Linked DNA regions of Homo sapiens: region 1 is linked to region 2. Evidence: chromatin loops called from intact Hi-C (ENCODE). Cell type or tissue: HepG2. All regions are shown on one strand. Each heading gives the region's core, and the rest is flanking DNA. Links, peaks and the distances in the headings are about the cores only.

Region 1 (15,830 bases), core at 241-8,240, 360 kb after region 2:
CTATTTTTGAGGTTCATGCCTGTTGTAGACCACAGTCACACACTGCTGTAGTCTTCCCCAGTCCTCATTCCCAGCTGCCTCTTCCTACTGCTTCCGTCTATCAAAAAGCCCCCTTGGCCCAGGTTCCCTGAGCTGTGGGATTCTGCACTGGTGCTTTGGATTCCCTGATATGTTCCTTCAAATCTGCTGAGAATTAAATAAACATCTCTAAAGCCTGACCTCCCCACGTCAAGAGGTGATCTGTGCCATTTTGTGTGTGATTCTTTTATTGTCGGGTCTCTAGGGATTTTTCTGGAAGGAATGTTGGTGAGAATGCCTCTCTCACCTCAATGCCAACTCTGTGAAGGGCCAAACCATTGTCTTGCTCATCCCTGTACTCTCAACACAGCGTGTGGCATATGACAGGTGTTCAAAATATTTGGTGAGGAATGAATGAATGAGTGGCTAAATCAGCCACCCCCTACCCCCACAGCCCACCCAAAATGGAGCTAGGCCTCCTCCATCAGACTATATCTCCTCCATATCCCACTTTCTTGTGAGGTCCAGAATAAATTCTCATCCCCAAAGGGCCCAGGATGCCCCCATTCTGCCTACCAGTTACTCTCGATACCCCGTGCTGCAATGCCACCTTTTGATAAAGCTTAGCGCTATTCTTGCAGTGGAACCACTCTAAATCCAGCCTCCAGGCTGGACGCGGTGGCTCATGCCTATAATCCCAGCACTTTGGGAGGCCGACGCGGGTGGATCACTTCAAGTCAGGGGTTCGAGACCAGCCTGACCAACATACAAAAACCGTGTTTCAACTAAAAAAGATACAACAATTACCCGGGCATGGTGGTGTGCATCTGTAGTCCCATCTACTCGGGAGGCTGAGACAGGGTGATCGCTTGAATGCAGGAGGGAGAGGTTGCAGTGAGCCAAGTTCCCGCCACTGCACTCCAGCCTGGGTGACAAAGTGAGACTCCGTTTCATAAATAAATAAATAAATAAATCCAGCCTCCAAACATTCCACCAGCAGGACCACCACCCTTCCCTGAGGGAGGTGCTGCAAGTTTAATATCATTATCACAAGGATACATCAGCCAGCCTGTGGCCAGTGGGAAGCTGGCCCTGGGACTCCACCCTGAGATGCTAACCTTTTGGCGTCTGCAGCATCTGCCATCTTTGGGCTCCTTGTAGCCTCTGAAGAGTTAACAGAGACTCTGCCAGTACAAATGCATGGCACACATTCCCTCACCAACCACAGAAATAACAAACAGAGCAACATGTCTTTTAAGAGCGACAGCAGAATGGAAGGCGGGAAGAATGAGGACCACGGTGCCCTCAGCCTTCTCACTCCTCATTGTCCCCAGTGGCCTCTTGCTACTCTGGTTCTGGGGCCATCCCACCTCCCAGGGCTGCCTCTCTCCTAGGCCCTGGCCTCTGCCCTTCCTGGGGGAGCATTTTGCAAATAAACCACAGGGCTTTCTGAAGTCTGTCCAGGTGGTGAGATGGGAGAGTGTGGAAGGGATGGAAAAGGAGGAGGTGGGTAGACGGGAAACAGCTCACAGGCAGCAAGGCAGTTGGGGTCGTACTTTGGGTGGGATTCCACAGACAAGCTTGGGAATTCCTTTCTGGCTTATATATTAACTACAGAAGCTTCTGGAATTTTATAAGGTGAAATGGAGAGGAGACAGACTGGAGGGTGAAATTCTGATAGACTTGAGGCTTTGAGATGTGGTCCTGGGGTGGAGCAAGACAAGAAAAGTACTGGAGATTGGGGTTTGAGGAGTCTATGCAATTATTTTTATTTTTAAAAATCTTTGTGGCTACATAGCAGGTGTATATATTTATGTGGTAAGTGAGATATTTCGATACAGACATACAATGTATAATCACAGGCATACAATGTAGACAGGCATAAAGTGTATAGTCACATATAATAATAACATCATGGTAAATGGGGTAACCATCACCTCAAGCACTCATCATTTCTTTGTGTTACATTAGAGTTATATTCCCTCTGTTATGCTAAAATGTACCACAGGCTGGGCACAGTGGTTCATGCCTATAATCCCAGTATTTTGGGAGGCTGAGGCAGACAGATTGCCTGAGCTGAGGAGTTCGAAACCACCCTGGGCAACATGGTGAAACCCTGTCTCTACAAAAATACAAAAAAAAATTAGCCAGGCATGGTGGCATGCATCTGTAATCCCAGCTACTCTGGAGGCTGAAGCGGGAGAATTGCTTGAGCCTGGTAGGTGGAGTTTGCAGTAAGCCAAGATTGTGCCACTGCAGTCCCGCTTGGGTGACAGAGTGAGACTCCATCTCAAAAAAATAAACAAGCAAACAAACAAAAGTACAATGAATTATTGCTGACGGCCATCACCTTATTGTGCTATCAAAAACTAGATCTTATTCATTGTATCGAACTCTATTTTTGTACCCATTAGCCATCCCCAGTCCCTCACCTCCACCCTTCCCAGTCTCTGGTAACCATCATTCTACTCTATCTCCATGAGTTAAATTGTCATAATTTTTAGCTCCCACGAATGAGTGAGAATGTGCAAAGTTTGCCTTTCCGTGCCTGGCTTATTTCACCTAACATAATGTCCTGCAGTTCCATCCATGTTGCTGCAAATAGCAGGATATCATTCTTTTTTAATGGTTGAATAGTACTCCCTTCTGTATGGGCACCATATGAACACTTAGGTTGATTCCATAACTTGGCTCTTGCAAACAGAGCTGCAAAATACACTGGAGTGCAGATATCTCTTCAGTATACGGATTTCCTTTTTTTTGATATAGATTTAGCGGTGGGATTGCTGGATTGTGTGGTAGCTCTATTTTTAGTGGTTTTCTTTCTTTTTGTTTGTTTATTTTATTTCTTTATTCATTTTTTTTGAGATGGAGTCTTACTCTGTCACCCAGGCTGGAGTGCAGTGGTATGATCTCAGCTCACTGCAGCCTCCACCTCCTGGGTTCAAGCGATTCTCCTGCCTCAGCATCCTGAGTAGCTGGGACTACAGGCACCTGCCGACACGCTTGGATGATTTTTGTAATTTTAGTAGAGATGGAGTTTCACCACGTTGGCCAGGCTGGTCTTGAACTCCTGACCTCAGATGACTCGCCCACCTCAGCCTCCCAAAGTGCTGGGATTACAGGCATGAGCCACCGCACCTGGCCTATTCTACTTTTTTTTTTCTTTTTCTTAGGGAAACTCCATGTTGTTCCTCAAAGTGGCTCTATTAATTTACATTACCACCAACAGTGTACAAGGGTTCCATGGGGATTACTTCAGATTGAGTGGTCAGAGAGGGCTCCTTTGAGAAGACTTCTGAGAATTGGCCATGGGAAGGTGTGGGGAGAAGCCTTCTCAGCTGAGGGAACAGCAAGGTCAAAGACCCAGAGGTAAGAAAGCAAGCTTGGAACCTTCCAGGAGCAACAAGGCATTGGCTCTGATAATGCCTTCTCCTGCTAAAATGACAGCTCTAGGAAGGCAGGGTTCTTATTTCCTGTCTATCTATCTATCTATCTATCTATCTATCTATCTATCTATCTATCATCTATCTATCTATCATATATCTATCTATCCGTCTGTCTTTATTTATTTATAGAGGCAGAGTCTTGCTCTATTGTCCATTGTATTAGTCCATTTTCATGCTGCTGATAAAGACATACCGTAGACTGGGTAATTTATAAAGAAAAAAAGTTTAATAAACTCACAGTTCCACATGGCTGCGGAGGCCTCACAATCATGCTGAAAGGCAAAAGTTGCGTCTTACATGGTGGCTGGCAAGAGAGAGAATGAGAACCAAGAGAACGGGGTTTCCCCTTATAAAACCAACAGATCTCATGAGACTTATTCACTACTATGAGAACAGTATGGGGGAAACCACCCCTATGATTCAATGATCACCCACCGGGTCCCTCCCACAACACGTGGGGATTATGGGAGCTGCAATTCTAGATGAGATTTGGGTGGGGACACAGCCAAACCATATCACCAAGGCTGGAGTGCAGTGGTATGATCATGGCTCATTGCAGCCTCCAACTTCTGGGTTCAAGCAATCCTCCCACCTCAGCCTCCTGATTAGTGGTGACTACAGGTGTGTGACACCACCTCTGGCTGGCTTTTAAATTTTTTGGAGAGATGGAGTCTTGCTATTTTGCCCAGGCTGGTCTCAAACTCTTGGTCTCAAATGATCTTCCCATCTTGACTTCCCAAAGCACTGAGATTACAGGTGTGAGCCATTGCACCTGGCTGGTTCTCATTTATTTAAGTATTACTGCTGTCATGGTTTGCTTTGGTCCCTGTGGGTTCCCCCACCCTTTGAAACAAGTGCCTGACACATGGTAGGGTTCACAATAAATATTTGTAGAATAAATAAGAGCTGAGCCTTCAAGGGGTCCAAAATACTTGCACGGAGTTTTTCTAGGTGGGCACGATGCCACCCAGCTGCAGGACTATTTCAGGGTGTTCATTGGCTCCTCTGGTTGATCTTTTGATGCCTGTATAAGAACTCCCACTTCTCCAAATCTGGGGGCCACATCTTTAGAGTTCTCAGCTTTCTGTCTCTCAGGAATGAAGGAGATAATATCACTGATTGGAGCCAGATTGTCTGGATGTTGAATCCCAGCTCCTTGCTGGTGCCTTTGAGAAGTGACTTTAGCCCTCCATGTGCCTTATTTCTGCCTCTGTAAACGGAGATCATCATAGCACCTCTCATGTGGGGCTGTTTGACGATTCGGTGAGGTATGTGCAAAGAGCTTTTTGCACTTGCAAAAAGTGTCTGGGATATCATTGTGTGCTGTAAGAATGAGCTGTAATGATTATCACTGAGACTTGTTGTTGGGATTAAAAGAGATCAGGTCTGTCAGGGCCTGGTACACAAGAGGTACTAGAAAAATAATGGGAGGTTTAGGTGCTCCTTCCTCCAGATACACTCGTAAATATGACTGCTGTGTCGTCATCTACTTTTTAGGGATATGAAGAATCTGCTGTGTGACCTTAGATGAATAAATCTCTGATTCACTCTGGGCCTTGGTTTTCCCTGCCTCTGAAAGGGGTATGATGTTTCCTTCCCTTTTGCCTGGGCGCAGGTACTGGGTGCTTTGTAGTTAAGGGAGTATCAGCTGGTGGCTCAAGGGTAGATTCTAACAGGAACTTCCAAGCTGGAGAAATACTAGGCTACACCTCAGAGAGGGGAGGTGGGTAAGGGAGGCCCCTGCTGGTGTGAGCAGGAGGTGGGTGAGGGAGGCCCCTGCTGGTGTGAGCTCGATCCTTTATCCCTGAGCTTCAGACTCTCTTAAGCCTTCCCACATGAGAAACTGACATCCAGATGGAGGTGGGGACCCTGCAATGTAAAGCCAGGTCACCTGTCCACAGAGGTGTGTCTGATAACCAGGGCATGATAGGTTAGAGAGTGTGGTGGCTAAAAGCACCAGCCCTTGGATCACCTGAGGTCAGGAGTTCAAGACCTGCCTGGCCAACATGGTGAAACTCCATCTCTACTAAACATACAAAAATTAGCTTGGTGTGGTGGTGGGCACCTGTAATCCCAGCTACTTGGGAGGCCGAAGCAGGAGAATCACTTGAACCCAGGAGGCAGAGGTTGCAGTGAGCTGAGATTGCGCCATTTCACTCCAGCCTGGGTGACAAAAGCGAAACTCTGTCTCAAAAAAAGCACCAGCCTTAGACTCAGAGAGACCAGGATTTGAGCTTGGGGGACCTCAGCTTCCTCTCTGTGTGACCTCAGGTAAGCCACTTATACTCTTTGGGCCTCAGTTTCCTCATTTGTAAAATTGAGGCCGTGATTGAACCTCCTTCAAGAGCTGTTGTGAGTGCTATAGGGGATACTATCTTAAAGCACTTAATGCAGTGCCTGGCACATGGTAGTTCTGTAGAAGTGCTTGCTATTTTAATTCACGTGCACAGGTCCTGCCTGTGGGTGAGGGCTCAGTAGATGGAACAGCGATGGTTGATATAGTTGGGATTGTGAGGATTATTATGACAGGGGCTAATTTGAATGGGCCTGTGTTGTCTGCCCTCCCCACTGCCAGCCTGATTTCCCTCTGCCTGGCTTTGCAGCTCCTCCCATTGGCTGCTGGGGTGTACCCCTTGCATGCGGATGAGAAACGAGTCAATGAAGTCCCGTGGGGAATTGGGATCCAGCGTGCACTGGTTGTGCTCCACTTTCTTGGCAATGAAGTCCTCCAGCCCTTGCAGCTCCTTAAAGGCCTGTTGCTGTGGTCCTGGCAGGTGTTTCATCACCGAAGAGAACATCTCATAGAGCTGGGGTTGCAGAGAGAGGATGGGAAGGGAAGGACCGCTGTCAGGAGGCAGGAACTGATGGGAATGGGACCTGTGTCAGAGCAAGAAAGGCACTGGGTTAAAGGCACCTACCTGCCCAGGTGTTTAGGTATTTCAGTGGGGCTGGATGGGAACATATATGTAAGTCTTCATGAGGGTTAAGTGAGAAGGCTACTGTCCAGAAATTTAGGTAACATGGACTGAGGCACACATCCAGGTTTCAATGAAGGTGGATTGGAGCGCACAGCTAGGTGTTCAGACATTCAAGGCAGGATGTGTTGGAAAACACCTGTTCAACTGTTTAGCTACTCAGACGGGGCTGGTATGAGGGGAGTGTCACCTGTCTAGGTATGTAGGCATTCAGGTGGGCCTGGTTGAAGACAACTACCGAGATACTTATTGGGTCTGGATTGGGGGCTTTTGTTCAGATGTTCAGGTATTAAAGTGGGGCTGGTGAAGATGTTGAAGAGGAGGGGATACCTGTTGAGGTGTTTACCTATCCAAGTGGGATGCACTGGGGGCACCTCTGTAAGGTGTGTGATTGGAAAGGGTTGGGGAACACTTATTTGGGTGTCTGGGGAATAATCTGTCTAGATATTTATGTGTTTAGGGTATTGGTTAGGGCACCTGTCCATGTTTTCAGGTATTTAAGTGGGTGAAGTAGAGGGCGCTTGGCCAGATATTCCAGTGGGCTAATCTGGGACATTTGTGTAGATGTGAAATGATTATGATGGGCTGGATTTTGCAGCACCAGGTGTTCAGGTATGCAGGAGGCGGGTTGAGGCAGTCACTTGTCCAGGTGTTAAAATATTCAGAAGAACTGGGTAGGGAGCATCTGTTAGAAATTATGGTAAGTTGGGGATGGGAACATGTGCCCAGGTGAGAGAGCTGAGCTGAGGGTATGCATCCTGCCTTCAGGCTCTGTTTTGGGGATCATCTGTTGAGCTATCCAGGTGTCCTTGGAGACTGGGTATTGGGCACCCATCCTGGGTTCTGGTGCAACTTTCCGGTTGTCCAATATTGGGGGCTGATTTTGAGGGGACACTGTCTGGAGGGGGGTGGGAGTTTGGGGCACCTGTCCCCATGTAGGGGAGCAGTTGGCAGGTTGTGGTAGGGGCGTGACAGCCAGGCTGCAGCCGGTTACCTGCCCCGTGGAGGGTGCCGTGAACTGGAAGCTTTCCAGCATCATGCACAGCAGTGACAGGAACTTTTGTCCTCATAGTCAAAGCGGTCCCCAAAGACAATGGAGCTGATGACATTGGAGGTGGTACGGCTTAGGAAGAAGGTGGGATAGATGCTGGAGCTTGCGGGTGTGGCGGTGTATTGGGGGAGAAGGGGGTTGGGAAGAGAGTCAACTCAGAGCTCTGATGCTAGTCTGAGAATTCCAGGAGGCACTGCCCTGATGAGCCACATTCCCAGCGCCAGACTACAGGGCTGGGAGCGCGGGCGCCTTTCCCCACCAAGGCCCGGTCCCCAGACAGAACGCGCGCGGGTTCCTCGCCCTGGGCGTTTTCCTTCTCCCGCCTCCACACTCGGGGTGTTCTGCTCACCGCGCGTGCCCTAGACGGCCTTGATGAGGAAGCCCGCCTTCTCCTGGATACCTCCTTGATGCCGCGCTTGCCCACCCCGAAGTCCCGCAGGGTGGCGATGGAGAAGCGCCTGAGCGGCTTGGTGCGCTCCCAGGTGCGGCAGGTCACTCCTGGGAGAGGAACGCAGGGGTGGGGAGAGGTCAGGCCGTGGGAACAGGCACAGAAGCCTCGCGCAGGAGAACTGCAAACTCAGTCAGAGAAACACAGAGAGAAACAGAGACCGAACAGGAACAAGAGGATCAGAAAAGAGACAGGCCAGACAGACAGATGCACAGCAGAACAGAGGGAGACGGGACACTCCATGGAGCATAGGGAGGGAAGGAGGGAGAGAAAAAGACAGAGATGGGAGAAGATGATGGAAGGGGGGGAAGTGAGGTATGGGGAGATCTGCGAGGAGAAAATAAAAATGGTGAAAGAGTCTTTTTTGTTTGTATGTTTGTTTATTTGTTTTTGAGACGGATTCTCGCTCTGTCGCCCAGGCTGAAGTGCATTGTCGCCATCTTGGCCGCTCGCTGCAACCTCCACCTTCCAGGTTCAAGCGTAAAAATGGTGAAAGACTCCTAAGCTGAGCTGGTGAAGACAGAAAACTACGGAAAGAGAAACAGAGACGGTCGGGAAGGAGGAGAGACTGTTATCAGGAGAGGAGGCTGGAGATGTGGAAGTAGGAATACCGCGAAATCCTAAGACAGAGGAAGAAGAAGGAGAGGTCAGTGGACAGAGGAGAAACTCAGAGAAGCACAGAAGCTGAGAAGGACAAAAAGACAAATGAAGACAGAGAACCAGGGTTGGAAAACAGAAACCCAGGATTGTCCTCAGAGATGGGGAAAGAGGAGACTCCAGTGAGAGAGGCAGGGAGAAATCTGGACAGGGACAGGGACAGGGATGCTGGAGACAGGCAAGAGGGAGAGGCCGCAATGAAGGGAGCTGGGGAGCGAAGGCCAGACAGGGGGCTCTGCCGCAGCCTTCAGTGGGCAGGAGAGTCAGGGAGAAGGCTGGGGACACGGAGGCCATCGAGTCGGCCTGGCCACCTTCCCCCTCTTGGGCACCCCCTCACCATAGCCTTTGAAGAGCCAGTCGAAGGTGGCCTGCTCGCCTCGCCCGCTGAACTCCTCAGCCTGGTCCACCAGAGCCTCCTTGACGGCATCATGTCCGCACAGCACCACGACCCGCCGGGGCCCCAGGTGAATGGTGAACACGGGGCCATAGCGCTCACTGATCTGATGGAGGCAGGTGGGAGTGGTTAGAGGGAGCAGCCCCCACTCTGAATGGGCGCAGCACCGAGATATCATGTACTGGGATGTTTTGCCCCCAGGTTCTCACAGTCAGGGAGCTGGACATCCCAAGATCCTGTCTTTCCAGCCTAGGACCCTGATGCTGAAACTCCAAAACTCCCTTTCCTAAGACTCTGGTCCACACTGGTCAATCCCCTGCCACAAAGCCTCAGCCAACTGGGCAGCCCCCACCCCGTGCCACCCATCTCCCTGCCTTGGGACACCTTCATGATGGAGTCACATATGTGCTCTGTGTTCAGCTGCAGGTAGTTTCCAATAAAGAGCAATGGGGTGGGTCCCAAAGGCAGCTTCCCCCTGCTCTTCCTCTGCTGCCAGACTGACATCAAGACCATCACAGTCAGGCTGGCCAGCAAGGCCACCAGAAGCAGCCCTGAGGCCAGCATGGTGGCAGTGGAATGATAGATGGTGACGGCTGGGGTGGTTTGCCTTTATACTGCCTGAAAAAAAGGGGTGGACTTTGGCTGGTTATAAAATCACCTCATTTCACCTCCCAACTACATCCTCTCCGTGAACCCCACCTAGCTTTGGACACAACCAGCAAAGGAGGAGGAGGGGGACCCCAGGGAAGCTGAACAGAGAGGGTACCTCCCGACTAAATCTGTGGTACCTCAGGAGGGGTGCCCCAGGGCTGTGGATTTAGGAGCGGGCAACAGATAAGCTGTAGAACAAAGGAGTTGGGAATATTTGCATAGGGGAGCACTTGGGCTTTGGATTTGGGATCTGGGAGTGAGAATGCACCCCAAAATTGTGGATTTGGGGGTTCCGAGGAGAAGAATGCAAAGGTCTGGGTTTTATTAGGGTGAGATGGAAGTGTGGCTGTGCATCTGGGGGTCTTCTGTTGTGGAGGATGCAGGGTTAAGGGTCTCAGGAGGGGGGATTCCAGGCATATGGACTTGAGAGTCTTGGGGCTAGGAAGACCCAGGGCTGTGGGTGTGGAGTTTCTGGGAGGAGGAGTGTGTAGCAAGCCCAGTAGGTCGTCCCAGAAAGCCCAGCAGCCCAGCACTGGGCCCAGGGGCTGACTTGATTTTGCTTTTGCCCAGAGCTGTCTCTTGATGCCCGGAATCCTCACTGGAACCTCAGAGTGAGGCCAGGATGGGTGCCATGGAAACTCCACTGACCATCTCTGGTTGGCAAAGGGGTGGAAGACCAGAGCCATATTTCAAGGGAAATTTCCACACACCTGGAGAAGAGTACCTTGTGTTATCAGTTGGCAGAGGGATTGGCCAGGTCTGGAGAAATAGTAACAACAACCCCCAAATGGTGGAAAAAGCTCAAGTGTCCCAAGGGTTGTAATTTACAAAGACCTCCACTGGTTTCCAACCCAGATCCTTAGGGAAACCCACTAGATTGATTGTATCATCCCTATTAATATTATGATTGTTGTTTATCTTTCTCATTTTATATAAGGGTCTACAGAGGACAGAAAACAGACAGTAGGCAGGGGACATGCATGAGTGGCCCTGAACTCCCATCTCTCCTGCTCTGAGTACTTAGTTCCCCTTTCTGGATTTGGTTTTCCCACCAGTAGAAAGGGAGTATTTAGGAAAAGATCATATTTGAGGGTGAGTTAAGTCTCCTTTAAGGGCGATTCCTGCTTTGTCAGGGGCTACTACTATTAGCAGGCAGAGGGAACAATCGCAGAAGAGATTGGGGTAAACTCCAGTGTTAGGCACAGAGGTAGATCCTGGGGTGGGTGTGAGTGGAGAAGGGATGAGTAGCCCTCCTGTCCTTCCCTCAGGGAAATTCTTCCTTAGTAAACGGGGCAGTTACCCTTTGGTGAGCATGGTCGTATATGGGAAGATTAAGTCTAGGTGTGTATGATCTGGTCGAATCTTTGTAACAGTGAGGTTTGTTCATCATGATCATCCTCATTTTGAAGATGAGCAGATCTAGACTCCATAAATCCTCTTGAGTGAGGTCACACAGGGAATAAGTGAGGGAGCTGGGATGTGAACTTTCTTCTCATCCCCCGTCATTGACTGGCCTAGATCACCCTGGGAGTCAAGTGCAGGCCAGGCTTAGCAGGAGGTGAGTGCTGAGACTGGCATCAGCAGTGGACACACTGATGACATTGGCGGGTTCTGATATCAGCATCAGGTGTGTTCAGGGAGGGAAAGGCATCGTGTTGGCTTTGGGACTGCCCCCAGGTGTATGCGAGGATGGGAAACAAGTTGGTACTGAACTTGATACCAGGAGAATATTGAAGTCATGTTTGGTGCCAAGAGGGCTCTGTGTGTTGTTTCAGGTTTCATTGAGGGCATAAGTGTGTCCTGCTTCAGGAGGGCGTAAGAATGGCACCATATAGGGTCTGAGGTTGGTCCCAGTGGGCTGTGACATGAGCATGAGGCAGGTGCTGATATTGGTCCTATGTGGGTCTGAGATGAGCCTCAGCCAGATCCTGAGAGGGGCCCCAGATGGCCACAGGACAGGCTCTGATGGTTGGTCCTTCCAGGGTTGCACCTCTCCTCTAGGTCACCAAATTTGGACAAGTGGATGTGGGTGAGGTTGACACTCCCAGGACTGGCTCTAACTGGCTCAAATTGGCTGTTGAGCTCTGAGACCTGTGTGGAGGAATCAAAGAGCAGAGAACAAAGCAGAGAGAGGAAAGCTGTTTATTGATTTTGTGGGGGAAGAGGTGGGAAGGAGGATTAGCACCAGCTGGGCAGACATCAATCCATCTAATCCTGGTCACCAGCCTGCACTTGGGCTGGCCACAAGCCTGGGTCCTTCCTCTTCTCCCTTGTTTCTTAAAAAGGAGAGAGGTAGAAATTTGGAGAGTTTGTTTCTCAGTGAGTTTGGCACTAGGAAGGGCACTGAGTGTTCAGACAGGCTGCCATGACCTGGCCAGGGTGGGGGTGGGGAGAGTCAGGTTGGGAGAACTCTAGTATTTGGGGACATAGAGTTCAAGCAATTTTGGCCTTGTTGATTACTCTGAAGTGTGGAGTAAGAGAACGGTGTCTGAAATTAAGTGGGAGGGACTTGTCCCAGTGGCGGTGCGGGTACAGGCTTTCAGAGTGAGTTAGTGGTGAACCCAGGAAAATCCCTTTCCATTGCTGGGCCTCTGTTTGCCTTTCTGGATGGATGGTACAGTGGTTAAGAGCAAGGTTAAGGCATGGATTGGAATCCAAACCTTATCCCGTCTTTGTTGTGTGACCTTGAACAGCTGACTTCGTCTCTCTGAACCTTATGGAGCCAAAAACAGCTCCTAGCTCTTCAGCTATTTAGGTGAGAAGTATATGGGTCAAAGCAGGGGAGGTACATGTAAGTGCTCAATGAATATTAGCTGTTTTTATTCATCTGTATGTTGAAGAGAATGGACGAGATGTTCTCTAAGCCCCCTCCTGGCTTTTACAATTCTCTGCTCTAACGTTATCAAAACTTTTCCTTTGAGAAGGGGGAAGGGAGACAGAGTTTTTTGGGAACCTCTCTCCACATCCCTTCCTTAGCATAGCCAAGCCTTACCCATGAAGCTGTGAATAGGAAATTGAACTTAGGCTGCCTCCTAGAGCATGGCGCTGAGTTAAGCAGTATCCGCAGGAAGAAAGGCCAGTGTTAGGCCCTCAGATTACTCTGGATGGGCCTGGAGCCCTGCACAGGACTTTGCTCACCTGTCTCTCTCCCGTTTTCTCTGATCTTGTCTTTCTGTCTTCCTCTTTCTCGTTCCCTGCAAGTCAACCTTACCCTTAACTGCCCTGTGTGCTCCTGCAACTTTGCAACTTTGCATGATTTTGTCCAGTGGTTTCTCCTAGATGCCTCTGCCATGTTTATCCTTATTTATACGTCTGTCTGTGTGTGTGTCAGTCTGAGTGCATGTTTGAGGTTCCTGTGTGCATGTATGTTTCAGCATGTCCCTGTTGACAGATGAATTTATGCATGCACCAGGCTTTGTGGAGTGTGTGTTTGTGCTTGATAAGTGGGCATCCATTCCAACTTATGTCTACACATGCACATCTTTGTGAGTACCTGATGAGGTGCATGTGTGTTCCTGCCACCTTTCCTGAATGTTTGCCAGTCTCTGTCTGTCTGTGCATGTAGCCTGAGTGCATGCTTTGTGTTATGCCACTTGGGGGGTACCTATGACGTGCATTTCTTTGTCCAACCTGATGTATGGCTGCATGTTCACATTTGTGTGGATTCATGCACAACTGGGTGACTACATATAAGTGTTTGGATGTTTTATGCATACATTTTGGTGTCTGTATGCAGGCATGTGGGCCCTGTTGTGTACACATGAACATGTGGTATTTGCCTGTACCTCTCTGTGTCTGGATTCAAAAATATCCCTAGCCCAGATCCATTTCTCTTCTAAAAAAAAAAACCATGTGAAGCTTTTTATGAGCATGATCTTAATTACACGCTGCACTGTAAGCCTGTGAGGTTGGTTTTATCATCTTCATTTTGCAAATGAGTTGGATAAGGCTCCCAAAATTGGAAGTCCCTTGCTTTGGGTTCTACAATGAATGAGGGTAGAGCTGGAGTACGGCCTTGTGTGACTGTCAAGTCCATGCTGTCAACCACCACCCTGGACTGCCAAGCCCCACCTGTTTTCTTTATGAAACATCAGAAAATTGCCCCTAATCTCCTGTGGTTCTTGAAAAACTTCCCTGTAAGCACATAACAAAAGATTCCAAAATGTCAGGGGGAAAAAAAGTCTTTTAATAGGAGGGAGACTTCAACTTCTAGTTTTTGCATTCTTTGGAAGATTAACCAAAGATACGGTCAGCTGGTATACCCCTCAGGCCATTGGCAGTGAGACAGTGCAGGAGTTGGGAAACTAGATGTTGTGGGCGGAGAGTGAAATGTCTGTGTTTCATATTTCAGAGTGATGACAAGGATAAAGGTGGGCCTGTGGAAGTATTGGCTGAAATAGAGTGAAGAAGGTCAAAGAAGAGAGGAAAGTCAAGATTCTTTCTTCCTGAGTGTTTGGATAGCTCACATTCCTGGCCATAAAGGGCTTCCCTACCAGTAGAATGTCAGGGCTTAGAGTAGAGAGGTAGGAAAGAAGTTGGGTAGATGACAGGGATGAACAACTTTTTAAATCACAGGGCGAAGGTGTCAGTATCCAAGTGTCTGGAGAGTTTCTTCTGGTAATGTTTGAGTAGCTTCTATTGGATCAAGCATCCTGTGAATAACAGCTATTAACTCTGAAGAAAACATTTTTAAGAACCCAGTTCTCTGAAATTACTGGAGAGTGAACGAAAGCAGCAGATACTGAAGGGGGTTGGATGAAGCAGGTTTCCTATTTTGGGTGTTTTTTTTAATGCTTTCGGCCTAAAGGCAGACCCTGGAAAGTGCCTTGTGGGGTGGCTTAATCCCAGATAGAGATGTTTTAATTTTTTTGACTTCAAGAACCAGAGGACAGAATTCAAGGTGATTATAGCATCTACTGATAGTGGTGGTAGAATTGCAAAAAGGAAAGAGCCAGAGAGGGGGAGCCCCAAATTCTGTAAATAAACTCTGTCCAAATTTCTGACCAATTGTTGAACTACTTATTTGCTGGAGAACTCCAGGTACCCTGCTAAGGCTAAAGGAACTTAATTGAGATTTCAGAGCTGAGGGTTTGAGATTAGCCAGGTTAACTGCTTTCCAAATTAAACAAACAACCAAAATCAGTATTTTTCAACAGAACATAATGGAATCCATGGTCTCTCCAACTTATCACTTGTAATATCCAGGATGAAATCTCAAATTACTAGGTATATGAAGATACAAGAAATGGGGGAGAGTCTAGCCAAGATGGCCAATTAGGAAAAGCTCCAGTCTACAGCTCCCAGTGTGAGTGACGCAGAAGACGAATGATTTCTGCATTTCCAACTGAGGTACCAGGTTCATCTCATGGGGCATTGTCAGACAGTGGGTGCAGGACAGTGGGTGCAGTGCACAGAGCGTGAGCCAAAGCAGGGCAAGGCATCGCCTCACCCAGGAAGTGCAAGGGGTCAGGGAATTCCCTTTCCTAGCCAAAGAAAATGGGTGACAGATGGCACCTGGAAAATCGGGTCACTTCCACCCTAATACTGCACTTTTCTAACGGTCTTAGCAAATGGCACACCAGGGGATCAGATCCCGTGACTGGCTCAGAGGGTCCTATGCCCACAGAGCCTTGCTGATTGCTAGCACAGCAGTCTAAGACCAAACTGCAAGACAGCAGTGAGGCTGGGGGAGGGGCGCCTGCCATTGCTGAGGCTTGAGTAGGTAAACAAAGTGGCCAGGAAGCTCGAACTGGGTGGAGCCCACCGCAGCTCAAGGAGGCCTGCCTGCCTCTGTAGACTCCACCCTCTAGGGGCAGGGCATAGCCAAACAAAAGGCAGCAGAAAACTCTGCAGACTTAAATGTCCCTGTCTGACAGCTTTGGAGAGAGTAGTGGTTCTCCCAGCACGCAGCTGGAGATCTGAGAACAGACAGACTGCCTCCTCAAGTGGGTCCCTGACCCCTGAGTAGCCTAACTGGAAGGCATCCCCCAGTAAGGGGCAGATTGACACCTCACACAGCCGGGTACTCCTCTGAGATAAAACTTCCAGAAGAATGATCAGGCAGCAACATTTGCTGTTCACCAATATTCACTGTTCTGCAGCCTCCGCTGCTGATACCCAGGCAAACAGGGTGTGGAGTGGACCTCCAGCAAACTCCAACAGACCTGCAACTGAGGGTCCTGACTGT
Region 2 (14,502 bases), core at 6,503-14,502:
AGTGCAGTGGTGCGATCTCAGCTCACTGAAACCTTCACCTTGCCAGTTCAAGCCATTCTCGTGCCTCAGCCTCCGGAGTAGCTGGGATTACAGGCACGCACCACTACACCCGGCTAATTTTCGTATTTTCAGTAGGGACGGGGTTTCCCCATATTGGCCAGGCTGGTCTTGAACTCCTGACCTCAAGTGATCCACCCACCTCGGCCTCCCAAAGGTGGCTCACAGAAGTGAGCCACCACGCCCGGCCTGTCTATTATTTTTATTTTTAAAAATAAATGTATTGTTAATTTCCTTTTTCCTGTTGGATAAAGGCTACAGGGAAACTTAATGACAATTTTGCTAGAGTCTTTAATATTTCTCTCATTTTCATTCATTTAAAAACATAGCCTTCAGGCCAGGCACGGTGGCTCACACCTATAATCCCAGCACTTTGGGAGGCCGAGGCAGGTGGATCACTTGAGGTCAGGAGTTCAAGACCAGCCTGGCCAACATGGTGAAACCCCGTCTCTACTAAAAATACAAAAATTTAAAAATTAGCCGGGCATAGTGGCATGTGCCTGTAGTCCCAGCTACTCAGGAGGCTGAGGCAGGAGAATCACCTGAACCCAGGAGGTGGAGGTTGCAGTGAGCTGAGATCGCACCACTGCACTCCAGCCTGAGCGACAGAGTGAGACTCGGTCTCAAACAAACAAATACACAAAAAAACCCACAAAGTTCATGGGGAGGGAAAGGTGTAGCCTCTCTTGAGAACTTTCCTCTCTCATTTTCCCCCCAAACAGGATGATGCTTCCTTTCTCTTCTCTATCCTTTTCTGGACAGCCTTGGGTCCTCTCAGTAACTTATTTGGGTAAGTGGCTGGTTATAATGGCAGTGACCTCGAACTTAGGCTCTGGGGTAGTTGGCCACTTTTGTCCTCAGTTTTGGGCAGTAGTAGCAATTCTGGAAGTTCTGGGAAAAATCCAATTTGACATCATAGTACGAACCTGAAGGAAAGGTCTTGATCCCAAAGAGCTCTCGGCAGCTCATGGCTGTGACTGTCATCCAGGGCCTGGGCCTGGGGAAATGTTTGGGGATCTGTGGGATCCTTTAGGGACTGTCACAGTGACTCGGGAAATGTTGCTATAGGCAACTGTTCTGGAACTTTTTGGTCTTAGGACTCTTTTACATTCTTAATAGTATCAAGGACCCCAAACAGCTTTTATTTGTGTGGGTTATAACTTTTTTTTTTTTTTGAGATGGAGTTTCATTCTAGTCGCCCAGGCTGGAGTGCAATAGTGTGATCTTGGCTCACTGCAACCTCTGCCCCACAGGTTCAAGCAATCCTCCCACCTCAGCCTCCCGAGTAGCTGAGACTACAGGTGTGCGCCATCACGCCTGGCTAATTTTTTTGTATTTTTATTAGAGACAGGGTTTCACCGTGTCGGCCAGGCTGGTCTCCAACTCCTGACTTCAGGTCATCCATCCGCCTCGGCCTTTCAAAGTGCTGGGATTACAGGCATGAGCCACTGCGCCCGGCCTGTGTGGGTTATAGCTATTGATATTTACCATATTAGAACTTAAAACTGGCCATTTAAACAAATTTTTTATTATTGATTGATTTTTGAGACAGGGTCTCACCCTGTTGCCCAGAGTGGAGTGCAGTGGCATGATCACAGCTCACTGCAGCCTCGAACTCCTGGCCTCAAGTGATCCTCTCGCTTCAGCTTTCTGAGTGGTTGGGACTACAGGTGTGCACCACCACACCCAACTAATTTATTGATTTTTTTGTATACACAGTCTTGCTGTGTTGCCTAGGCTAAAACTGACAATATTAAAATCCAGCCATCCACAAGCACACACTGGCAGAGCAATTATGTCATCACATGTCATGGAGCCATTGTATGCTCATAAGTGAATGAGATTGAAATACGCAAAAAAAGTCCTGGAATTATTATGAAAGTAATTTTGGCCGAGCGCGGTGGCTCACGCCTGTAATCCCAGCACTTTGGGAGGCCGAGGCGGGCGGATCACGAGGTCAGGAGATCAAGACCATCCTGGCTAACATGGTGAAACCCCGTCTCTACTAAAATTACAAAAAAAAATTAGCCGGGGGTGGTGGCGGGCGCCTGTAGTCCCAGCTACTCCGGAGGCTGAGGCAGGAGAATCGCGGAGCTTGCAGTGAGCCGAGATTGCGCCATTGCACTCCAGCTTGGGCGACAGAGCAAGACTCCATCTCAAAAAAAAAAAAAAAAAAGAAAGTAATTTTAACTTTGTGGACAAAGTCTCAGGGACCTCCAGGAAACCCTGGACCAAACTTTGAAACTTGCTCTAAAAGCATTTGTAAGCCTGGGATGGTTAGGTATGTTCAACGTGCAGCCATGTAGGAGATAGTGCATGTCAAAAGGGCCCCTTTGGATGGGTTAATATCACTTTGGTTCAGTTATCTGTGGCCTGGAAGGGGTCCCTTGTGTACAAACAAAGCTGGGGAGTAGGAGGGAAGAATTTTTTTTTTTTTTTGAGACAGAGTCTTGCTCTCGTCCCCCAGGCTGGTGTGCAGGGGTGTGATCTTGGCTCACCGCAACCTCTGCCTCCCAGGTTCAAGCAATTCTCCTGCCTTAGCCTCCCTAGTAGCTGGGATTACAGGCACCTGCCACCACACTTGGCTACGTTTTGTATTTTTAGTAGAGACGGGGTTTTGCCATGTTGGCCAGGCTGGTCAACCCTGACCTCAGGTGATCCACCCTCCTTGGCCTCCCAAAGCGCAGGGATTTACAGGCGTGAGCCACTGCGCCTGGCCCAGGAGGGAGGAATCTTAACCATAATGCTCATCTTGTACTATCTACTGGAAACCCTAAAAATACAGAGACCCTGGAGCCACTTTCTGGGTTCTGCTCCCCTTCATTGCTTTCTAGCTGTGTGACTTTGGGCCAAGTTCCTTAACCACTCTGTGGCTCAGTTTCTCTTCTGGAAAATGGAGACAATAATAGTATCTGCCTCTCAGCGTTGTTATAAGAGTTACCTTGGCACACAGTGTTATGTGGGTGTTTACGCTGAGTATTACTGTTATTACAGTAATCATTCAAATCCAAGAAGCCATCAAAGGTAAGATGCATTGTTTTTTATTTTATTTTATTTTATTTTTTATTTTTATTTTGAGACAGAGTCCTGCTCTGTTGCCCAGGTGGGAGTGCAGTGGTGCGATCTCAGCTCACTACGACCTCCACCTCCCAGGTTCAAACAATTCTCCTGCTTCAGCCTCCTGAGTAGCTGGGATTACAGGTGTGCCCTACCACGCCTAAGTTTTGTATTTTTAGTAGAGATGGGGTTTCACCATGTTGGCCAGGCTGGTCTCAAACTCCTGACCTCAAGTGATTCACCCGCCTCAGCCTCCCAAAATGCTGGGATTACAAGGGTGAGCCACCACACCCAGCCAAGATGCATTGTCACTTCAAATCCCCAGGGGAGAAAAAACAGCTGCCAGTTAAACTATGACACATAATCATTTATAAGACACATCCTGATTTCCAAGTCATTGAAAAGGGGTGGGGAGGATAAATAAGTCAATTAAAAATGGTTTTATTCGGCCTGGCGTGGTGGCTTACGTCTGTAATGCCAGCACTTTGGGAGGCTGAGGTGGGTGGATCACGAGGTCAGGAAGTTCGAGACCAGCCTGGCCAACGTGGTGAAACCCCGCCTCTACTAAAAATACAAAAAATTAGCCATGCCTAGTGGCACAGGCCTGTAATCCCAGCTACTCGGGAGGCTGAGGCAAGAGAATCTCTTGAACCCAGAAGGCAGAGATTGCAGTGAGCCAAGATCGTGCCATTGCACTCCAGCCTGGGTGACAGAGCAAGACTCCATCTCGAGAAAAAAAAAAAAAAAGATGGTTTTATTCTGGAATAGGAGAGTATTTAAGGAAAGAAAATAAAAAATAAAGGAAAAAAAGAAATTTTAAAATTAAAAAAAATGATTTCATGTGTACAGAAGAATTTAGCAACAAGGATGTCCACCACAGCACTTGTCATAATGGCAAACCTGCTGAAACCCCAACCATTATGGATTAACTGCACAAGTTAAGAGAGAGCCACAAAATATTGTGACTGAAGGGGTTTTCAAAGATTGTTCCAAAACCCTGGGGATCCTCAAAAGTGAATCAATTTCTCTCTTTCATAATCTTTTTCATCTTCACTCTCCTATGAGTGCATAAAGCAAAAAATAATAAGCAGGTGACTTCTAAAAAGAAAAAACCTCTGGAAACTATGCCTCAACCCCATTCTAGAGCCTGCTGGGCCACTGCTCAGAAAAGGAAATGTGTGCCCCAGGCTGACCCACTCTTAAGACAACCCATTCTCCACATGCCTCTGCCTTCAGTTACACAGCTGTACCCAGAGAGGGGTCTTGTCTTTACTCAGCTGTCCATCCACCCTCCCTGTGTTGCAATGAATACATCCCTGGTATCTTCTGTGCCTGGCCCCAGCCCACCCCCTCCTCAGAGCTCCAGCCACACATTCCAGTGCCTTCGAGACTCACCTGCTTTGAAAGGTAGATCCTTACATTCAATTTTCTTGTTGAAATACTTCATGTGGTTTCTTTTTTCTTGACAAGCCTCTGACCAACACTTGGTGGTCATTCTTAAACCGTTGATTTTTCCCCTTCACACCTATTCCCCTCCACGATCACAATCTTCCCAGTCTCAAAAATGTCTCTACCTGGGACCTCAAGCCAGAAACCCAGGCAATATGGAGGCACTTCCTCTCCTCATTCCACATATGCCACTCATGGACAATTCCTGCTTTCCTCTAAGGCAGATGCTTACCACACCCCTACCCCCACCCTTCTATTTAGAAAATTTCTAAACATGCAAAAGAATTGCAAGAAAAGTAGAAGATATAATAATATACTGTGGATATGGATTCACTAGGTTTTTGCAGTTTTTTGTTTGTTTTTGTTTTGAGACGGAGTCTTGCTCTGTCACCCAGGCTGGAGTGCAATGGTGCGATCTCAGTGCAAGCTCTGCCTCCCAGGTTCAAGCAATTCTCCCTGCTTCAACCTTCCAAGTAGCTGGGATTACAGGCACCCACCACCATGCCCAGCTAATTTTTGTATTTTTCAGTGGAGATAGGGTTTTGTTACGTTGGCCAGCTGGTCTTGACCTCCTGACCTCAGGTGATCCGCCTGCCTTGGCCTCCCAAAGTGCTGGATTACAGGCGTGAACCGTCACACCTGGCCTTTTGTGTTTTTGTTTTTGTTTTGGTTTGTGTGTGTGTGTTTGTTTGTTTGTTTTTGAGATGGGGTTTCACTCTGTTGCCCAGGCTGGAGTGCAGTGGTGTGATCACAGCTCACTACAGCCTCAACCTGCTAGGCTCAAGCGATCCTCCCTTCTAAGCCTCTTGAGTAGCTGAGACTGCAGGTGCCCACCACCACACCCAGCTAATTTTTGTATTTTTTGTAGAGACGGGTTTTCACCATGTTGCCCAGGCTGTTCTCAAACTCCTGGGCTCAAGTGATTCCCCCCACCTTGGCCTCCCAAAGTGCTTGGATTACAAACGTGAGCCACTGTGCTGGGCCTATTTCTTTGTGTTTTAAGAGGCAGGGTCTTTCTCTGTTGCCCAGGTGGAGTACGATGATTCGATCATAGCTCACTGCAGCCTCAAACTCCTAGGCACGGGAGACCCTCCTGCATCAGCCTCCCGAGTAGCCCAGACTACAGGTGTGTGCCACTATACCTAGCTAATGAAAAGAATTTTTTTGTAGACATGAGTTCTTGCTATGTTGTCTAGGCTGGTCTGGAACCTCCAGCCTCAGGCGATCCCCTTGCTTCAGTCTTCCAAAGCAGTGGGGTTACAGGCGTGAACCACCTGGCCTGGTCTCGCTCTTTCTCTTTCGACATCTACATTGATCTGTAGCTATCTACGTACTATAGATATCTAAAAGTTATGTAAATGTCTACTTAAGCTTATAGGTATGAGCTACTGTATGCTATCTAAGCTTATAGGTATGAGCTACAAATTGCTATTGTGTTATGAGGGGAATTCAAAAAGTTGATGGAGAATGGAATTAAGAGATAAAAATTTTAAAAAAATCTTTATTTCTCACCATAAACTCCATCAAGGTCAAAGTCAAGACACTTTTGTAAACCATTATACCAGCCATTTAGTCTATCCCTAAATAACTGAGGGTCCCAGGAATTTAATCATGTCAGTGCAGCCTTTTTACATTTTCTCTTTCTTTTTTTTTTTGATGGAATCTCACTCTGTTGCTCAGGCTGGAGTGCAGTGGTATGATCTCGGCTCACTGCAACCTCTGCCTCCCGGGTTCAAGCCATTCTCCTGCCTCAGCCTCCTGAGTAGCTGGGACTACAGGCATGTACCACCACATCTGGCTAATTTTTTTTTTTTTAGTAGAGACGAGGTTTTGCCAAGTTGGCCGGGCTGGTCTCAAACTCCTAACTTCAGGTGATCTGCCCGCCTCGGCCTCCCAAAGTGCTAGCATTACAGTTGTGAGCCACTGTGCCAGGCCTTTTTTTTTTGTTCTTGTTGCCCAGGCTGGAGTGCAGTGGCATGATCTCGGCTCACTGCAACCTCCACCTCCTGGGTTCAAGTGATTCTCCTGCCTCAGCCTCCCGACTAGCTGGGATTACAGTCATGAGCCACCACACCTGGCTAATTTTTGTATTTTTTTTTTTAGTAGAGACAGGGTTTTGCCATGTTGGTCAGGCTGGTCTTGAACTCCCAACCTCAGGTGATCCACCCTCCTTGGCCTCCCAAAATGCTAAGATTACAGGCGTGAGCCACTCCGCCCAGCCCAGTCTTTTTACATTCTTAACTGAAGAAAAATGGGTGCCCTTCAAAGATTTTAAGATTAGGAAACAAAAAGTCAGAAGGAGCCAAATTGGGACTGCCAAGTGGATGCCTAATAATTTCCCATCAAAACTTGTAAAATTGCTCGTTTGATGAGGAGAATGAGCAGAAGCGTAGACATGCTGGAGAAGAACTCTCTGGTGAAGCTTCCCAGGCTTATTTCTACTAAAGCTTCGGCTAACTTTCTCAAAACACTCTCATAATAAGCAGATCTTATTATTCTTTGACCCTACAGAAAGTCAACCAGCAAAATGCCTTGAGCATCCCCAAAAACTGTTGCTATGACCTTTGCTCTTGACCAGTGTGCTTCTGCCTTGACTGGATCACTTCCCCGCTCTTGGCAATCATTCTCTGATTACGATTTGTCTTTAGGATTGCACCCGTGAAACCATGTATCATTTCCCGTTACAATCCTTCAAGGAAATGCATTAGGATCTCGATCTCACTTGTTTAGCATGTCCATGGAAAGCTCTGCTCTTCTCTGCAGCTGATCTGGGTGCGACCGTTCTGGCACCCATCGAGTGGAAAGTTTGTTTAGCTTTAATTTCAGTCAGAATTGTGTAAGCTGAGGCCGGGTGAGGTGGCTCAAGCCTGTAATCCCAGCAGTTCGGGAGAATGAGGCAGGAGGATCACTTGTGTCCAGGAGTTCAAGACCAGCCTGGGAAACCTAATGAGACCCCCATCTCTACAAAAAATACGAAAATTTAGTGTCAGGCCTCTGAGCCCAAGCTAAGCCATCATATCGCCTGTGACCTGCACGTATACATCCAGGTGGCCTGAAGCAACTGAAGAGCCACAAAAGAAGTGAAAATAGCCTTAACTGATGACATTCCACCATTGTGATTTGTTTCTGCCCCACCCTAATGATCAATGTACTTTGTAATCTCCCCCACCCTTAAGAAGTTTCTTTGTAATTCTTCCCATCCTTGAGAATGAACTTTGTGAGATCCGCCCCCTGCCCGCAAAACATTGCTCCAAACTCCACCGCCTATCCCAAAACCTATAAGAATTAATCATAATCCCACCACCCTTTGCTGACTCTCTTTTTGGACTCAGCCTGCCTGCACCCAGGTGAAATAAACAGCCTTGTTGCTCACACAAAGCCTGTTTGGTGGTCTCTTCACAGGGACGCGTGTGACACTTAGCTGAACGTGCTGGCACGCACCTGTAGTTCCAACTACTTCGGAGGCTGAGGTGGAAGGATCGCTTGAGCCCAGGAGGTTGAGGCTGCAGTGAGCCACAATCTCACCACTGTACTCAGCCTGGGCGACAGTATGAGAACCCTGTCTCAAAAAAAAAAAAAAAAAAAAAGAAAAAAGAATTGTGTAAGCTGTACCAATTGAGATGTCTATGGTGTTGGCTATTGTTTCTGCTGTTAACTGTAAGTCCTCTTTAATTAAGGCATAAACAAATTTAATTTTTTTCTGCAAAAATTGATGTGGATGGTATGCCACGGTGGGCTTCATCTTCAGCATGACCCAGGCTGGAGTGCAGTGGCGCAATCACGGCTCACTGCAACCTCTACCTCCCAGACTCAAGTGATCCTCCCACCTCAGCCTCCTGAGTAGCTGGAACTACAAGTGTGCACCACCACACCCAGCTAATTTATGTATTTTTTGTACGGATGGGGTTTCACCATGTTACCCAGGCTGGTCTCGAATTCCTGAGCTCCAATGATCCGCTGGCCTCAGCCTCCCAAAGTATTGGGATTACAGGCGTGAACCACCACGCCCGAACTTGTCCCTTCTTAAAACGAGTTATCCATTTGTAAATGGCTGATTTCTCTGGGGCACTGTCAAGTTTTTGGAAAACATCAATGATTTCATCATTCTTCCACCCAAGCTTCACCATCAATTTGATGCTTGTTCTTGCTTCAATTTTAGAATTCGTGTTGCTCTGATAGGGGCTCTTTTCAATCTGATGTTTTATTTTAGTGTCTCAAACTAGGTCCTGTTCAGACAAGTTATAACAAGTTAGTATGAATTTATTTTGGTGCAAAAAAAAAAAATTGAACTCCATGCATAGTTTTTTCATAATACACATTTTCCATGAATTTTTGGAAGACCCTTCTTTTTCTCTCTTTTTTTTTTTTTTTTTTTTTTCTGTAGAGATGGTCTTGTTCTGTCACCCAGGCTGGAGTGCAGTGGCACAATCATGGCTCACTGCAGCCTCGACCTCCTGGGCTCAAGCAATCCTCCCACCTCAGCTTCCTGTTACTGGGACTATAGGTGTGCACCACCACACCTTGATAATTAAAAAAAAAAATTTTTTTGTAGAGATCGGGGTGGGGGGGGGGGTCTCACTATATTTTCCAGGCTGGTCTTGAACTCCTGGCCTCAAGTGACCCTCCCCAATCAGCCTCCCAAAGTGCTGGGATTACAGGCACAAGCCACAGTGCCTGGCCAATAAATGTTTTTTGAATGAATGAAGAAATTAGTGCATGGACATATTTTCCCATCAGCTATTACAATAACCAGACTCTGAGTTCCCTGAAGGCAGGGCCTGTGAGTTTCATTGTGTACCCTCAGCCCTCAATAGCTGATAAAAATAAATATTCAGAAAATGCTTGTAAAATGAAGAAGAGAATATGTATGGGACAGAAAGTAGACCAGTGGTTGCCTGGGGCTGGGACAGGGAATAGGGAGCGACTGCAAATGGGCAGAAGGGATCTTTTCAGAGTGATGGAAATGTTCTTGAATTGGCTGTGATGGCTGCAGAACTGTAAAATCACCCAAAATCAGTAAATCACTTATAATAGGTGAATTTTATGACAGGTAGATTATACCTCAGTAAAGCTGTTAAAACAAAACCAGTGTTGAGGGAGGAAATAAATGTTACCTTGGTAATACTGAGGACTCAGTAGTTATCAAGACAGCTCTCTTCCCTGCCCTCATGAGGTTTTCTGTGCAGGGCGGGGACGCCGACCCATTATAGACAGTGACAGCCTAGAGCCATCACGGCGGGATGGTGGGGAGGGGACAGGCAGAGGGGTGGGAGGCCAGGATGGGGGAAGCCCGGGCAGAGAGGTTGGGCTGGAATGGGGGGCACAGGCAGAGGGGTCGGGGCGGGGACTGGTGAGGTGCAGGCAGAGGGCAAAGGGGTCGAGGTCCAGATGGGAGATGTACAGGCAGACGGATCCGGGCCAGGGCGGGGAGGTACAGGCCCAGTTGAGGAGCATAAGGAACCATAGGAGCCCAAAGGAGGCGCCCGACCAGTCAGGGAGGACTTCCCAGAGGGGTGAATGGCTGAGCCAGGGCCTGAAGTATAATGTTCATGAATGCGACAGCAATTTTTTTTTTTTTGAGACCGAGTCTCCCTCTATCACTGGAGTGCAGTGGCTCGATTTCGGCTCACTACAACCTCCACCTACCGGGTTCAAGCGATTCTCCTGCCTCAGCCTCCCGGGTAGCTGGGACTACAGGCGCCCGCCCCCACGTCCGGCTAATGTTTGCATTTTTAGTCGAGACGGGGTTTCGCCATTTTGGCCAGGCTGGTCTTGAACCCCTGACCTCAGGTAATGCACCTGCCTCGGCCTCCCAAAGTGCTGGGATTACAGGCGTGAGCCACCGCGCCCAGCACAATTTTAATTTTTCTTAAACACTTTTCCTGCCTTAGCAAAGTCTTGGAGGGGCGGCCGCCCAGGCGCCGCGAGCGCAAGACCACGAGGGGGCGCTGCTTCACCACGCTAGAGGAGCGCTCCCGGCAACCACGTGGCCCCACAGGTGCGGGAGGTCGGCGAGCGCGCCTGGAGGGTGGACGGGGTAGGTTACGGCCAGGCAGCCCGGGGTGGCGCGTGGCCCTGCGCAGGGCAGTGGAAGCAGCGGGCCCCAGGGAGCATGAGACGCCGCGCTCCGTGGGGCGGTCCCAGCGCTGTGCAGCGAGGGGCCAGGGCTGTCCCCGGTCCTGCGCGGCCGGCTCCCGGAGAAACTGTGGCCTCCTGGGGGTGGAGCTTTAAAAAACAAAACAAAACAAAACAAAATCACCCAACAGGAAGCGGGGTGGGGGCGCCCGGCTCTGTCACCCGTGGAATGCATCAAAATAGCCTGCGCGGCCGGGGGCGGTTCCGGGAAAGGGGGCGGCCGCGAGGGGCGGGGCTGCAACGGAGGGCGGAGCTTCCCAAAGAACGGGAGAGAGGAGTGCAGAACCGGCCCCAGGGGGACGTCCTCCTGTTCCCCCAAAATGACCTCGATAGGCGTTTGTGTGGGATGGGGTTCCTGGGTAGGGCGGGGCTTTCCAGTGCGATGTCCCTGGTCTATTCTTAGCGGGCTGAAACCTGGAGAAGTGGGAGTGGGCGGTTGATCCGGGTTCCAGGGCCTCTTTGGAGCGAAAAGCTCCGTGGAGAGCCAGAGTCTCCATCCTGGGCGTGGGAGGGAAGATGGGAAATGGGCCAAGAGGAGCCTGTGGGAGGTCCTCCCCGGGACGGCCCCCTTCCATCTGCATCCGCGGGAACCGTTGTGGGGGCAGCTCTGAGAAAGGCTGCTCTGGGCGCAAGGAAGGGTGGTTGAACGAAGAGATCAGTCAGGGACGGGGTGGGGGTGCCTTGACTGTGTCCCAGATTTGCTGCGTGCTTCTGACCTCAGTTCCCCATCCTTCCAGTTGCTCAAATCCTCTCTGTCCCAGTCCTAGGCCGTTTCTGCCCCTCTCACTTCCTAGTGGTTTGCAGAGGGGAAACACTGAGGCTGCCTCTTCTGTGCCTGGCCCTGTGTTGGCACGGGGAAGTGACTGAGACGCCCCAGACCCCCTTCTCCCTCACAGTCCAGTGAGGCAGACAGACCTGCCACCAGATAGTGACAGCCCAGAATGAGTCATTGAGAGGACGGGGGAGGCACAGGCAGATGGGTCAGGGCTGGGATAGGGGAGGAGAGGGGCCTGTAGGATCCAAGGGGAGAGTGGGTGCTGCTGACTCAGTCTGGGGGGGTTGAAGAGCCGTCTGAACTTAGACCAAAAAGGTAGGATGGGGCCGGGCGCCTGTTATCCCAGCACTTTGGGAGGCAGAGACAAGAGGATCGCTTGAGGCCAGGAGTTCCAGACCAGATTGGACAACATAGCGAGACCCCCATCTCTACAAAATAATTTAAAAATCAGTTGGGCATAGTGGTGTACGCCTATAGTCCCAGCTACTCAGGAGGCTGAGGTGGGAAGATTGGTTGAGCCCAGGAATTCAAGGCTGCAATGAGCTATGATTGCCCCACTGCAGTCCAGCCCGGGTGACAGCGTGAGACCCCTGCCTCCAAAATAATAATAGCAAAAATACTGGGCTGGGCGCGGCGGCTCACACCTGTAATCCCAACACTTTGGGAAGCCGAGGTGGGCAAATCGCTGAGGTCAGGAGTTCCAGACCAGCCTGGCCAACATGGTGAAACCCAGTCTCTACTAAAAATACAAAAATTAGCTAGGTGTGGTGGCAAGGCATCTGTAGTTCCAGCTACTTGGGAGGCTGAGGCAGGAGAATCGCTTGAGCCCAGGAGGTGGAGGCTGCAATGAGATCACACCACTGCACTCCAGCCTGGGCGACAGAGTGAGACTCTGTCTCAAAAAATAAATAAATCCTAATGAAAGGATAGGATGGGGCTCAGGGCCTTGGAAGAGGGTCACCTTCTAACAAAAGGTATTTGAACGGAGTCCTAAAGAATGAGTAGCATTCTTCTGGGAAGTGCTGTGTCACCATGAAGGAAAGGGTGTTCTAGGCAGAAAGAATGACAAATGCAAAAGCTTGGAGGTGAGAGTGTGGCTTATCTCTGGCAGGGTCCTCTGCTCCCTGCCTGGGACATTCCCCCAACGTCATACCCCGACAGAGCTGTCTTAGGTCTCCTAGTCCTGGAGTCCACAAGCAGGTTAATGGGATGTAATGGAAACGCTATAGAGGGCAGACCCCTAGGCTTGTTCCCTCACAGCCTGATGCTTTTTTGTTTTTGAGACAGAGTCTCGCTCTGTTGCCCAGGCTGGAGTGCAGTGGCGTGATCTTGGCTCACTGCAACCTTGGCCTCCCAGGTTCAAGCGATTGTCCTGCCTCAGCTTCCCAAGTAGCTGAGATTACAGGCACCCACCACCACGCCTGGCTAAGTTTTGTATTTTTAGTAGAGACGGAGTTTCACCATGTTGGCCAGGCTAGTCTCGAACTCCCAACCTCAGGTAATCCACTTGCCTCGGCTTCCCAAAGTGCTGGGATTAAAGGCATGAGCCACCACGCCCAGCCTTTTGTTTTGTCTGCTTTTTTAGACAGGGTCTCACGCTGTCACCCTCACAGGCTGGAGTGCAGTGACTGCATCACGGACCACTGCAGCCTGGACCTCCCAGGCTCAAGCAATCCTCCCACCTCAACCTCTCCAGCAGCTGGGACTACAGGCGTATGCCACCACGCCCACCTAATTTTAAAATTATTTTGTAGAGACAGGGTCTCATTATGTTGCCCAGGCTGGCCTCGAACTCCTGGGCTCAAGCGATCCTCCCACCTTGGCCTCCCGAAGTGCTGGGCTTACAGGTGAGAGCCACCTCAGTGCCCGGCCTCAGCCTGATGGTTTCACGACTGCCTTTGACTTTGGCCCACACTAATCAAATGTATCACCGTGGGCCACTGACTCAACTTCCCCATCTATCCAGTGGGAATAGAATATTGGACTGCACAAAATCAACCACCTCATTTTAAAGAGCTATAACGAAACAAAATTTATATGTTATATATTTTTAAAAATACATCTTATAGATTAAAGGACTCAAGAAACAATAGCAAGACTGTAAAACGTTGCCACATCAGGTGACACTTTGGCCAGAGTTATGGAAAATGCTGACAAAACAAGAATTTGCCAGCATGGGCAAAGATATACTGTTACCAACCCAACTTGTTAAAATATTAATATTGAGCTAATTAGAAGTAGTTTTTTTTTTTTTGTTTTTTTTTTTTGAGACAGAGTCTCATTCTGTTGCCCAGGCAGGAGTGCAATGGTGTGACCTCAGGTCACTGCAACCTCTGCTGCCTGGGTTCAAGCGATTCTTGTGCCTCAGCCTCCTGGAATTACAGGCGCCTGCCACCACGCCCGGCTAATTTTTGAATTTTTGGTAGAGACTGGGTTTCTCCATGGCGGCCAGGCTGGTCTCGAACTCCTGACCTTAAGTGATCTGCCTGCCTCGACCTCCCAAAGTGCTGGGATTACAGGCGTGAGCCACTGTGCCCAGCCAGCAGTTCATAATATTTGTTTTTTATTCCTTGATTCTAACTCTGTAAGGAATAGAAATGGGGTGATTAATTTTGGCTCCTTTAATACCCGCCTGGCAGGTGCTGAGTCAGTGGTACCTGTTACCACGCTATGACTCAGAGGTTATCACTCAGGGACATCCTTCTGACTCTGTTTCAGTCCATGACTCAGGAGGAAAGGTTCTAGGGCCTCACCAGCGCCCTACACACACCCTCGTTTCCCGAGGGGCACCATTATATTCTTCCTTTATTGGCTGTCCTTGTATAATACAAATCTTCAAGTTTAGATACAAAAAAAATCTGGAAATAAAAGATAGAAAAGTACCCGCCAGGCACCCCTTCCCCTTCTTCCCGGACCCCTCCCCAGCGGGCACCGACATGAGGTAACTGCGCATCTTCTCCTCCTCCTCCCTCCCCGCCTCCTGGGCCCCCAACTTGGCCCTAGCCCCCATGAGACCTTGGCCCAAGGAA

What was found. Hi-C counts contacts between places; a loop is a spot of excess contacts. Peaks named below come from ENCODE experiments on the same cell type or tissue, not always from the same donor. Only the 100,000 strongest peaks of a DNase experiment are listed, where the experiment ranks them.
Region 1: it touches region 2 in a loop (6-fold over the local background); 2 of 110 quality-filtered maps call a loop at or near these places.

What each region holds. Positions count from the first base shown.
Region 1 is chr19:41,018,167-41,033,996 of GRCh38, forward strand. CYP2B6 (cytochrome P450 family 2 subfamily B member 6) reads left to right here. Exons shown (of 9, transcript NM_000767.5): 9 at 1-232. It also overlaps the pseudogene CYP2A7P1. Among named protein-coding and RNA genes, the nearest start is that of CYP2B6, 35 kb to the left of the region's middle. RefSeq lists an enhancer at 8,489-9,017. In HepG2, for the core only: CTCF peaks have their summits at 5,231 and 7,926; no DNase peak of the experiment used is centred there; H3K27me3 peaks cover 808 bases.
Region 2 is chr19:40,652,426-40,666,927 of GRCh38, forward strand. It overlaps NUMBL (NUMB like endocytic adaptor protein), which reads right to left. Exons shown (of 10, transcript NM_004756.5): 10 at 13,480-14,502. Among named protein-coding and RNA genes, the nearest start is that of NUMBL, 31 kb to the right of the region's middle. RefSeq lists a silencer at 10,493-10,772. In HepG2, for the core only: a CTCF peak has its summit at 10,510 (motif pointing right); a DNase peak (open chromatin) is centred at 10,546; H3K4me3 peaks cover 969 bases; H3K27me3 peaks cover 2,206 bases.